Regions from separate parts of the Homo sapiens genome. Here region 2 is linked to region 1. Evidence: chromatin loops called from intact Hi-C (ENCODE). Cell type or tissue: endothelial cell of umbilical vein. All regions are shown on one strand. Each heading gives the region's core, and the rest is flanking DNA. Links, peaks and the distances in the headings are about the cores only.

Region 1 (5,371 bases), core at 171-5,170:
AATGTGGTCTGTGTATACAATGGAATATTATTCAGCCATAAAAAGGAAGGGAATTCTGCCATTTGCAACGATGTGAATGAACTTGGAGGGCTTGATGCTGAATGAAATAAGCCAGTCACCGATGGACAAATACTGCATGAGTGCACTTACATGAGGTGTCTAAAATATAGGGCCAGGCATGGTGGCTCATGCCTGTGTTCCCAGCACTTCGGGAGGCCAAGGCAGGAGGTTCACTTGAGGCCAGGAGTTGGAGACCAGCCTGGGCAACATAATGAGACCTCGTCTCTACAAAAAATAAAAAAATTAGCTGGGTGTGATGGCGTGCATGCCTGTGGTCCCAGCTACTCAGGAGGCTGAGGCTGAAGGATCACTTGAGCCCAGGTGCCATTGCATTCCAGCCTGGGTGACAGAATGAGATCCCTAAGTCTCTAAAAAATAAAATAGCCTAATTCACAGAAGCAAGGAGTAGAATAGTGGTTGCCGGGGGTGGAGGGAGGGAGAGGTGGCAAGCTACTGTTCAACAAAGTTTCAGTGATATAGGAGATCACTGGAAGGAAAACTGCAGCTTCTCACTTGTTCCTTGCTCAGGGCTATTCAGCAGGTTGGAGGCCAAGTCAGGAGTAGAAATCAGGCCTCCTGATCCCTCATTCAGGGTGTTCCAAGATAGCATGCTGCTTCTGCAAATTTGTTACACACTGTAGCCAGAACCAAAGATCTCTCCAAAATTAAAGGTCTTTTAAGTAGCTGGGCCAAACCCACAGTCACACCAGCCTAACTTCAGGAACTGGACTAGTCAGCATGATCTGGAAACTGACCAGCTGGTCCTGGGGAAGCCAGGGGGCCACTGTTGCGTCCCTCCTTCTCCCCTCGCTTGTCCTGGCAGGCACTCACTCTCCTCCGCCTCCTCTTCCTGCTCCTGGTGACAGCTGGGATAAAGAGTGAGCCACCTCTCCCTGAGTACCTGTCTCTGAGTTTTCCAGCAGCTGTTGAAGGCTGTGCTGGAAACCCCCACCTGTGTTCCCTGCCTGCCCCAGTGGTCCCCAGGGGACTTGGAGACTGTGTTCTCCTGGAGCCTAGTGCCCCATGTATCTGGGTTTCTGAGCACTCTCCCGTCTCCAGATGTGACTTCAGAATTCTCCAGCTGGCCCCTTCATTGGGACCCTCAACACATGGAAGACTCACAAGGAAAATTTCCCCAGGGCTTGAAACAGCCATGGAAGGTGGCCCCTTCCTTGTGTGTGGATGTGGGTTATTTTAGGGGGGCTGCGTGGCTGAAGAGGCTGGCGCATACGGGGCATCGGGGGCACCTCAGATGTAGCCTGTGACCTAGAGATGTTTATTGAGGCTGTGTGGGGATTCTGGGCACAGGAAACTGTGTGAACCAAACACACCCAGAGGTAGGAAAAAATAGAGTGGGCTTAAGGGATCACCTGGAGCTCCATGTGGCATGGAGGAGTGGTGGAGGGGACTGGGAACAGCCCTGAGCTGAGCCACAGGGGCCCCTTTCTGTAAGCGCTGGGAGCCTCTGCAGCCACTCAAGGGTGCAGGTGACAGAAGGAGGCTGTGGGAATGGCTAGGAGGCTGGAGCTCAGAGTGAATGAGAGACAGGCCAGTCAAGGGTACAGGGAGGGTCAGAGCTTGGGTCCAAGATGAGGGATGGGAAGCCTGGACTTCAGAGGTAGAGCAGTGTGGAGTGTGGGTGAGGCCCAGGCTGGAGGGAGTGGAGGGAGACACTGCTGAGAGACATCTGAGGAGGAGGGAGGTCTCAAGGAGGTGAGCACAGGGCATTCAGATTGGAGTGCCCAGTGACCACAGGTGCAGGGGGACAGGTGTGAACTGATGGGGGTGTGTGCCGAGCCAGACACAGAGGCTTTGGGGGCGAGGAGCTTGGCAAAGGACTGGCAGAGACCAGTGAAAGAAAGAGGTGGCTGTTAACATCAGGCTGCGCCATCTTAAAGGCCGAGCAGGTGTGGACCCAGGAGGCCTGTACGCAGAGAGGGGAGGCGACGAGATAGGCATCTTGAGGTTGTTCCTTCCTCTCCCACAGGTAGGACATGGTGGGGAAGGATTGTGTGGACCCTGGGCATACTTGGGGACCATCCTGAGGGACAGGCCAAAAGGCCTGGGGTTCCCTGGCCTCTGTAATAATAAAGCGATGCTAATGCCTCACTCCCCTGTAGCTCTTTACTGATTATGAAGAGCTTTTCCATCCACAACCCTTTGCTGTCTTTGTGTGACAGCCTCTGAAACAGTGGTTCTCAAAACTTTTTGGTCTCAGACCCACCTCCCCTCTTAAAAATGATCGAGGGCCCCAAAGAATTTTTGTTTCTGTGAATCACATCTCTGCAATGTTTACCACATTAGAAAGTAAATCAGAAAATTTTGAAACATCTTTTAATGCATTTTAAAATAACAAACCCATTACATGTTAATACAAGTAGCACTTTTATGCAAAAAATAAATAAATAAATAAATAAATAAACCACCCTGTTTTCTAAAACAATCAAGAAAAAACAAAAGAGTGACATTTTTACATTTTTACAAATATTAATGTCTGGCTGAACAGAAGGTAGCTGGATTCACCTATCCACTTCCCCACTCGGTTGGTTGGAATTGTTTTGGTTGACTTAAATGAATAATATCTAGGCTCATACAGATATGTAGTTGGAAAAGGTAGGACTTTACATACCTCAGAGGTTCTCAGGCTATATTTTGGGAACTGATGTCCTCGAAGGAGGCTGAGCACCCAGTTTTACAGTTGGAAAAACTAAGGCATGGAGACAGAGGACCCGGATTCTTGACTCTTTGTGTGACCCGCTGTCTAACACTGAGGTTCCCTGGACCCCTCCCGACCTGCCCGGGTCCCAGAATAGCCAAGTGTTGAACCAGCTGGTTTGCTGGGGACCAGGGAGGAGGCCAGTAGCCCTGGGGACAGCCTCAGGCAGGGGCAGGTGGCCTGATGTTAACACCCATAGCTTCAGCTTGAGAAATGCCATAGCAATAGCATGGGCCTTGGCACCCCCAGCCCCCAAGCTCCTGGGAGGAGCCCTGTTCCCAGAAGCCTGTCCCTGGACTCTGCCGTCAGCCTCGGAGTTCATTTCCTGGTTAAACAAACATCTATATTAAATGGCCCAGTTGGGCAACGCCCAGAAGCAGTTTCTGCGTGCCTCGGGCACACAGCCTGCCAGGCCTCCCCGTTGGCCGCCTGGCGAAGACACATCCATCATCGCAGAGTCACTGAAGCAGGACTGCCCCGTGCGTCCCACCCAGAATCTGCACGTCTGGCAGGAGGGGCTGGGTGGGACGTGCAGAGGGGCCCGTGTCTGGACCCTACCAAAAGCCTGTCCTCGACAGCTTGGAGATTGTAACAGTGGTAATGATGGCAACTCCAGAAGTTTGGGTATGGTGTGACGGCTGCCATCCATCATCTGACCTCATCCTGGCAGGATAGGAACGCCCACCTGTTTGCCAGATGAGGAAACAGAGGCATCTGAGAGGGGCTCGCCCACGGTCACACAGCCACCCATGGCCTTGTTTGGGGGAGGATCCAGGCATCTTGACTTCCAGCATAGTTGTCTTTGTGCCATTGTGGCCACGTTCTGAGGATCCGGAGTGAGGAAGCCTGAGTGCAGAGGGGCAAGCCCAGGCTGCTCTGATGTGTGTCTGCTCTGATGAAAAGCACAGCAGGATAAAGATGGGGCAGGGGCCCTTAACCAGGGGTGACGTCTTGCATCACCCCAAGCCCTAGGACATTTGGCAGTATCTAAAGACATTTTTGATTGTCACAGTGGGGGTTGAGGGAGTAGAGGCTCCTATTGTCATCCAGTGGGTAGAAGCCAGGGATGCCATTAGTTATCCTGTAATACGTAAGAACAGCTTCTACAGCAAAAACTATTCTTCAGAATGTCAACAGTCCAAGATGGAGAAACCCTGGGGTGGAAAATGATTTGGGGTGTTCTTTAGGTCAGGCAGTCATGGATGACTGTGCTGAGGTTGTGACTTTTGAGCAGAGACCTGAAGGAACCAGAAAATACAAATGAAAAGATCTGGGGAAGAGCATTGCAAGAAGAGGGAACAGCACATGCAGAGGCCCTGAGTCAGGAAGGCATCCTCAAGAAGCCAGTGTGTGAGACCGGGTTGGTTATTCTCTACCAGATCTCAGATGAAAACACTGAGGCTCAGAGATAAGGGCTCACCAGAGGTCATACCATGAAACAGTGCTGGAGCTGGGTTTGAAATGGATGTGATTGATTCCAGAGTCCATTTGCTTTCCACTGTCTCTGCTGCTACTGTCAGAGGAGTGGCCCAGCCTTCATTTTGCAGTTAAGGCCTTTCCCTTACTCGATTCTATAAATTTTTTTTTCTTCTTCTATCCCTGGTTACTTGGTTTTGTTCCTGGCACCACCTCAGTGACAAAAACAACAAGGATAATGATGGCCAATAATTCCATAGTGCTTGCTGTGTGCCAGGCACAGTTCCAAGTGTGAGAGATTCTCTATATAGACACTCATCTGATCCTTATGACATGCATGTGTGCTGGATACTATTCTCCTACTGTGCCCATTTCACAGGTAAGAAAATTGAGGCACAGAGAGCTAAATGACTTGTTCAACAAATAAGAGTTAGAGACAGGAAACTGCCTAGTTCCAAAGCCCATGCTTTTTTTTTTTTTTTTTTGAGACGGAGTCTCACACTGTCGCCCAGGCTGGAGTGCAATGGCGCAATCTCGGCTCACTACAACCTCCGCCTCCTGCCTCAGTCTCCCGAGTAGCTGGGATCACAGGCGCCCACCACCATGCCCGGCTAATCTTTTTGTATTTTTAGTAGAGACAGGGTTTCGCTGTGTTGGCCAGGCTGGTCTCGAACTCTTAACCTCATGTTCCACCCGCCTTAGCCTCCCAAAGTGCTGGGATTACAGGCGTGAGCCACTGTGCCCGGCCTCAGAGCCCATGCTTTTAACCACAACACTATGCAGTGACTTTCTCAGCAGTGATTTTCTCATCACTAGAGTGGATCACTCACTTGACGAGTGGCTTCTTAAGTTTAGTAACACACAAGGTTCAGCACAGAAGGGAATTTAGAGGTTAGTTTGTCCACATATGAGGAAACTGAGGCTTGACCTTGAAAGTGATTTGTATAGAGTTGTACCAGGAGGCAGGTGTTCCCAGCTGAGTGCCCTCTGCTCTGCCATGGGCCACCGCTGCCAGCCACGCCTGCACATTCACAGCCTCCCCCGTCTATTTCATCAGGCCGCCACAGCGTGTCTTTGCATCTCTGGATCCCAGCCACTAGTTGTGTCTGATATCCGGCAGGTTTGGGGCCACCCAGCAGGAGCCTGCTTGTGGCAGAAGGCCCAGGCATCTGTCTCAGC
Region 2 (5,371 bases), core at 268-5,267, 85 kb before region 1:
ACACTTTGAGGGTGACTTTGCCCCATCAGAGATCCCCTCCTTGTGGTCCCTTTGGTCTCCACATTACTGAGCTCTTCTTTCAGACCCTGCACTGAGGGCTGTCGGCACATGCTGTCATTCCAGCCTGACATGAGCTCCAAGTGGAAGGGACTCTCATTCTCTCCATTTTGAAAATGAAACTAGACTTTATTTTTGGGAGTGGCTGTAGATTCACAGCAAAATTGAGCATAAGCTACAGACAGTTCCCAGGTACCCCGGCACCGCCCCCAACACAGCCTCCCCCACCGTCAGCCTCCCCACTAGAGTGGTGCAGTTGTTACAATCAATGGATCTACACTGACACGATTACCACCCAAAGACCACAGTCTACATAAAGGCTCACTTTTGCTGTTGCACATTCTAGGGGTTTGGACAAATGTATGGCATGTCCACCACTATAGCATCACACAGAATAGTGTGTGGGGAGCACTGGAAGGACTTTGGGTTTTTCCTGGATTGAGGTGGGAGCCATGGAGGGGGCCGAACAGAAGAGGGACCTCCTGCTTTCAGCAGAGTCCTTCTGACTGCCCGAAAGAACTGTCTGTCTGGGGGCAAGACGGAGGCAGGGAGAGTGTGGCTGTGTCTTGAAGATCAAGGCAATAGGGTGTCCTAACAGATCAGATTTGGGGCAAGAGAGAAAGAGAGGAGGCAGGAATGACGTCAGTGTTTTGTAAAGATAGGGCTGCTTCTCCTGAGTGGGAGAGACTGTAAAGCAGCAGGCTCGGGAGGAGGACTGGGGACTGGGTTCTATTTGTGCTCATTAGAGCTGCGCACTCAGCATGGCCTGGCGGAGAGGGCTGCTGCCACCTTCTGCAGGTCCCCATCCAACCTGTCACTTTTGCAGGTGCAAGAGGCAGGGACAGGACCTCGGCTCAGGGAAGAGATTGCTGGGGAAGGAGAACATCCTGGAGGGGCTGTACGCTATAAAGGAGGTAATGGAAATGACCTACACCCCTGAGAGCTGGGCTGTGGGCCACATCCTAGTATGCCCCAGTCTGAGATCCAGGACTCTTCCACAGGCTGGCCTGGGGCATGTGGAGATAGTCAGGAGGGGACTCTCAAGGGATGGCAGGAATGCTCACCTCGTATTTTCTTTTGTTTGTTTGTTTGTGACAGAGTCTCTTTCTGTCGCCCAGGCTGGAGTATGGTGGCACAATCTTGGCTCAGTGTAGCGTCTGCCTCACGGGTTCAAGCAATTCTCGTGCCTCAGCCTCCCGAGTAACTGGGATTACAGGCATGTGCCACCATGCCCAGATAATTTTTTTATTTTTACTAGAGACAGGGTTTCACCATGTTGGTCAGGCTGGTTTCGAACTCCTGACCTCAAGTGATCCTACTGCCTTGGCCTCCCAAAGTGCTGGAATTACAGGCGTTTGCCACTGCACCCGGCCTTACCTTGTTAGTATTTTCAAGCATAAACTGCTTTATTTTAGGTGGAAGCACAAAGGAACAGAGTGAGAAAGATATTCCTTCCCATCTGTTCCCATCCTCCCATGCCATCAAGGAGTCTCAGGTGGCTGCCACCCCGACTTGAACAGCTCTTTGATGCTTGCCAGTTTCCCTTTTTGGGTTTTTGTTTTTGTATTTGGTTTTTTGTTTGTTTTTGAGACAGAGTCTTGCTTTCTTGTCCAGGCTGGAGTGCAGTGGCACAGTCATAGCTCACTGCAGCCTCAAACTCCCAGGCTCAAGCAATCCTCCCACCTCAACCTCCCGAGTAGCTGAAACCACAAGTGTGCCACCATGCCCAGATAACTTTCTTTTTTTTTTTTGGTGGAGACAGGGCAGGGTCTCACCATGTTGCCCAAACTGGTCCATTTTCCCCTTTTAACTAAGGCAGAGCAGGTCTCAAGCTCACAGCCTCGGGTAGGCAACAGTATTTGGCTAGAATTTAACAATGTAGCTTTATGCCCGGTCTGTCCATTTTACAGTGACCTTATATTTATGGCAAAGCAAGGCAGTAATTGGAAGTTTCCTTTTTAAATACACCTAAGTTGAAAATGTGGATGGATTTAGTGAAAGATATTCAACAAATAAGACGTGGCAAACATCCTTAAGATGATGTATATATCTCTGGCATGTGGGAAATGGCCCTGAATAAACACGTTTCCAGGGGTGTTGAGGTTTGGCTGGTGTGCTCCTTTCATTTCAGGGTGCTTGCTGTGTCTGTTCCCACTCTCTGTGATATTTTGCTCCCCTCTCCCTTGTCCTCTGGGATGTGGGAACGAGTCGGGGGATTCAGCCTTTGTTCCATCCTTAGCCAGGTTCTGAGGACTCTTTTTTTACATGCGGTCAGTGCTCCTGTCACCTCCAGTCCACTGGGGGGCGTCTCTGCACTGGCCAGACCCGTCCCGCTTGCAGGGTTTGGATGCACTCCCTGCCTTCTCACCTTGCACCCAGGTACTCGGGCTTAGGAACAGCAGCAAGTTGTGCCCTCTGTCCCCTGGGACTTTCCATGGCACGACCCCCAGCTCTGTGCACCATGTCCTCTGTCCCTCTCAGCAGCCTTGGAATGTGAGGAAACAGAGATGACGAGACCGGCTGAGGTCACCTGGCAAACCGGTGGCTGACCCAGGATGATAAGATGACAGGGATGCCAGGTAGGCTGAGCTCCCACGCTCCATGCGAGTGCCTGGGAAGGGGTGGGCTGGAGGAGCAGGGGATGAATGGAGGGAAGGGGGCCTCGGGGCTGTGCCCCTTCCCAAACGTGTGACTCAACCATGTGTCCAGTGGCTGTCCCTGCCACAGGCCCAGCCTATTAGGGAGCAAGCCAGGTCCCCAGACCTTGGGGATTTATTCCTCCTTCCGGGGGAGGCTTAAATTTTACCCCAGAAAAGGCAATGTGTAACATAAAAAGCCTCCATTTCTGACATATGAAGAGGGAAAGCCCTCCTTGGAGTCCTTCAATAATAATGATAATAATTCTAAATCCTATTTACTCGGTGCCAGACACTGCTCTAAACACTTTATAGGGCTGGGCTCAGTGAGTGGCTCATGTCTGTAATCCCAGCACTTTGGGAGGCTGAGGTGGGTGGATCACCTAAGGTCAGGAGTTTGAGACCAGCCTGGCCAACATGGTGAAACCCCGACTCTACTAAAAATACAAAAATTAGCGGGACATGGTGGCCCACGCCTGTAATCCCAGCTACTCAGGAGGCTGAGGCAGGAGAATCACTTGAACCCAGGAGGCGGAGGTTGCAGTGAGGTGAGATCATGCCACTGAACTCCAGCCTGGGCGACAGAGCAAGACTCTGTCTCAAAAAAATAATAAATAAATATATATATATATAAACACTTTATAAGTATTAACTTGCTTACACCTCATAAGAGCCCTAAGATGTAAGTGCTTCTTCTTATTCCCACTTTGAAGATGGGGACATTGAGGCAGAGAGAAGCAAAAGGCTTTTGGAAGGTCACACAGCAAGTCAGTGGCAAAGCTAGAAGTCAAGCCCAGAGGATTTCACTCTACACTTGTCAAAAGCCACAGGCTAGGCCAATGTGGGCAGAGGGGCAAGGCTGCTGGAACCTCTGAGATGGCTGGCGCAGCCCCTCCTTGCCGGCCCGGGGTGGCCACAAATGCAAGAACCGGGAAGGGCCCTCTTGGCACCTGACCCTCACCTGGCACTGTCAGCCCTTGACCACTTCCCCGGTGGGTAGGCATGCCACCTGTGTCTGCACCCTCCAGCGACCAGGGGCTCAGCTGTTCCCCTGGATGCCTGTGCTCTCCCTGCTCTGCCCTGCCTGAGCGGAATCTCCTCCTGCCCTTTGAATCCACCCCGCAGTGGGATCTGGCATCACCCTGTGGACCTCCAGACCTGCCTGTTCCCCAGCTCTGGGACAGCACATGTGACTCCTTAAGTCTTCTCGGCTGTAGCCCCTCTGACCTCTACAGATCTAGTAACTTTTCTGAAGTCCACAATCTGTGGCTGTGGCCCAAGGAGCTCTAAGGGCAGTTTGAGGAATTAAAATGAAGACAGTCCTGCAGCCACCTGTGTATGTGTGTCAGGGCTGGCAGGGAAGCGGTGGCTTCAGGGCTCTACTTCCATCCAGCCTCCGCCACCTTTGCCCCCACGGTGAAGGCAGCCTAGTGCACTGTTTCCAGGGTCTGGCCCTTTTAAATTTAGCTGCGGGGAAAAAGCAGTTTGTGCAGGTCTGGAACTTGGAGACAATCAGCAACAGGAAAAAGTCATCCGAGGGGAGCTTTCAGTGAATTATGGAGGTATTGTTCCTGCGCCCAAGGAGCCAGGGCTGCTGGTCCAAACCTCGCTGACCCAGCCCAGGCCTTTGGGGCAAAACATTGCCTGGAGCTGCGTCAGGACAACACAATGTGGGCCTCTGAAGGCCAAAAAAAAAAAAAAAAAAAAAGGGCCAGAGGAAGAAAAATACTGGAAATTCCCTGCATCCCAGTGATGGAAGAGCCTTTCTTGAAAATCAACAGCAAGGGAAAGGTTGCTGCCCGCCCAGGCGGGGCCTCGGGGAGCAGGAGGAAGTCGCAAGCGATATTTTGAGATATTTTCAGTCTGGTGTGATGCCGGTTGATTTTCCAAAACACAAGGGCCTCATGCTGGGAGGAGAGTTGAGGCTGGACTGAAGCTCACCAAGGGTGGGGCCGGGGTGCAGGATGGGCCAGGACAAGAACATAAACAGAAGCTGACCCAGTTGGAGAGCTCTGGTGCTCCAGATGGCTGACTCCCAGGCCCCTCGCCACCCTGGGAGGCCCAGGGGGGTCTCCTGTTGACCCAAAGGCCCTTCCGGACCTCACCTAGGTAGGAAAACTGCAGATGAAGACTGGGATCCCCCTGCACAGAATGCCTGCTAAGTGGCCAGGCAGATTCTGCTTGCTCGCCTCTCCTGATGGGGCACTCACCACCTATTCAGCAGCTCATCCCATTTCTGCACAGCTCTGAGTGGGAGAAACAATAACAATGGTTGTGGAAGGGACACAGCAGTGAACAAAACAAACGCTCCCGTCCTCATGGGGCTGACACTTTAGTAAAGGGACACAGTACAAAAAATTAATAAAATGTATGGTATGCTAGAAATTGCAAACACTGTGAGGGAGAAGATAAAGCAAGAAAAGGGGTAGGAGGCACTTGGGATGCAATTCTGGAAATAGGTAGTTAAGGAAAAAGTTCCTCCTCACTCTCAGCTGGGACCCACCTCCCTGGGATGTCTCGTGGACCCCACTCTGCCCTCTGGGCACAGAGGTTCATCTGCTCCCCCCTAGGCAGGGATAGTCTTGCTCTGTTCCAAATTGAGCAGGGCCAACTCCTCACAGGAAGGGGGCTCCAGCCCTCTCACCCTTCTCTAGGGCTCCAGAGTGAGCCCCTTTCAC

Evidence for each region. A loop is a pair of places that touch in the nucleus more often than their neighbours do. Peaks named below come from ENCODE experiments on the same cell type or tissue, not always from the same donor. Only the 100,000 strongest peaks of a DNase experiment are listed, where the experiment ranks them.
Region 2: it touches region 1 in a loop (3-fold over the local background); 8 of 110 quality-filtered maps call a loop at or near these places.

Annotation. Positions count from the first base shown.
Region 1 is chr3:14,874,067-14,879,437 of GRCh38, forward strand. The region is part of intron 2 of FGD5 (FYVE, RhoGEF and PH domain containing 5); the gene reads left to right. Among named protein-coding and RNA genes, the nearest start is that of FGD5, 58 kb to the left of the region's middle. RefSeq lists an enhancer at 4,754-5,255. In endothelial cell of umbilical vein, for the core only: no CTCF peak of the experiment used is centred there; a DNase peak (open chromatin) is centred at 3,115; H3K27ac peaks cover 431 bases.
Region 2 is chr3:14,789,147-14,794,517 of GRCh38, forward strand. No RefSeq gene overlaps it. Among named protein-coding and RNA genes, the nearest start is that of LINC02011, 20 kb to the right of the region's middle. In endothelial cell of umbilical vein, for the core only: a CTCF peak has its summit at 2,351 (motif pointing right); a DNase peak (open chromatin) is centred at 2,355.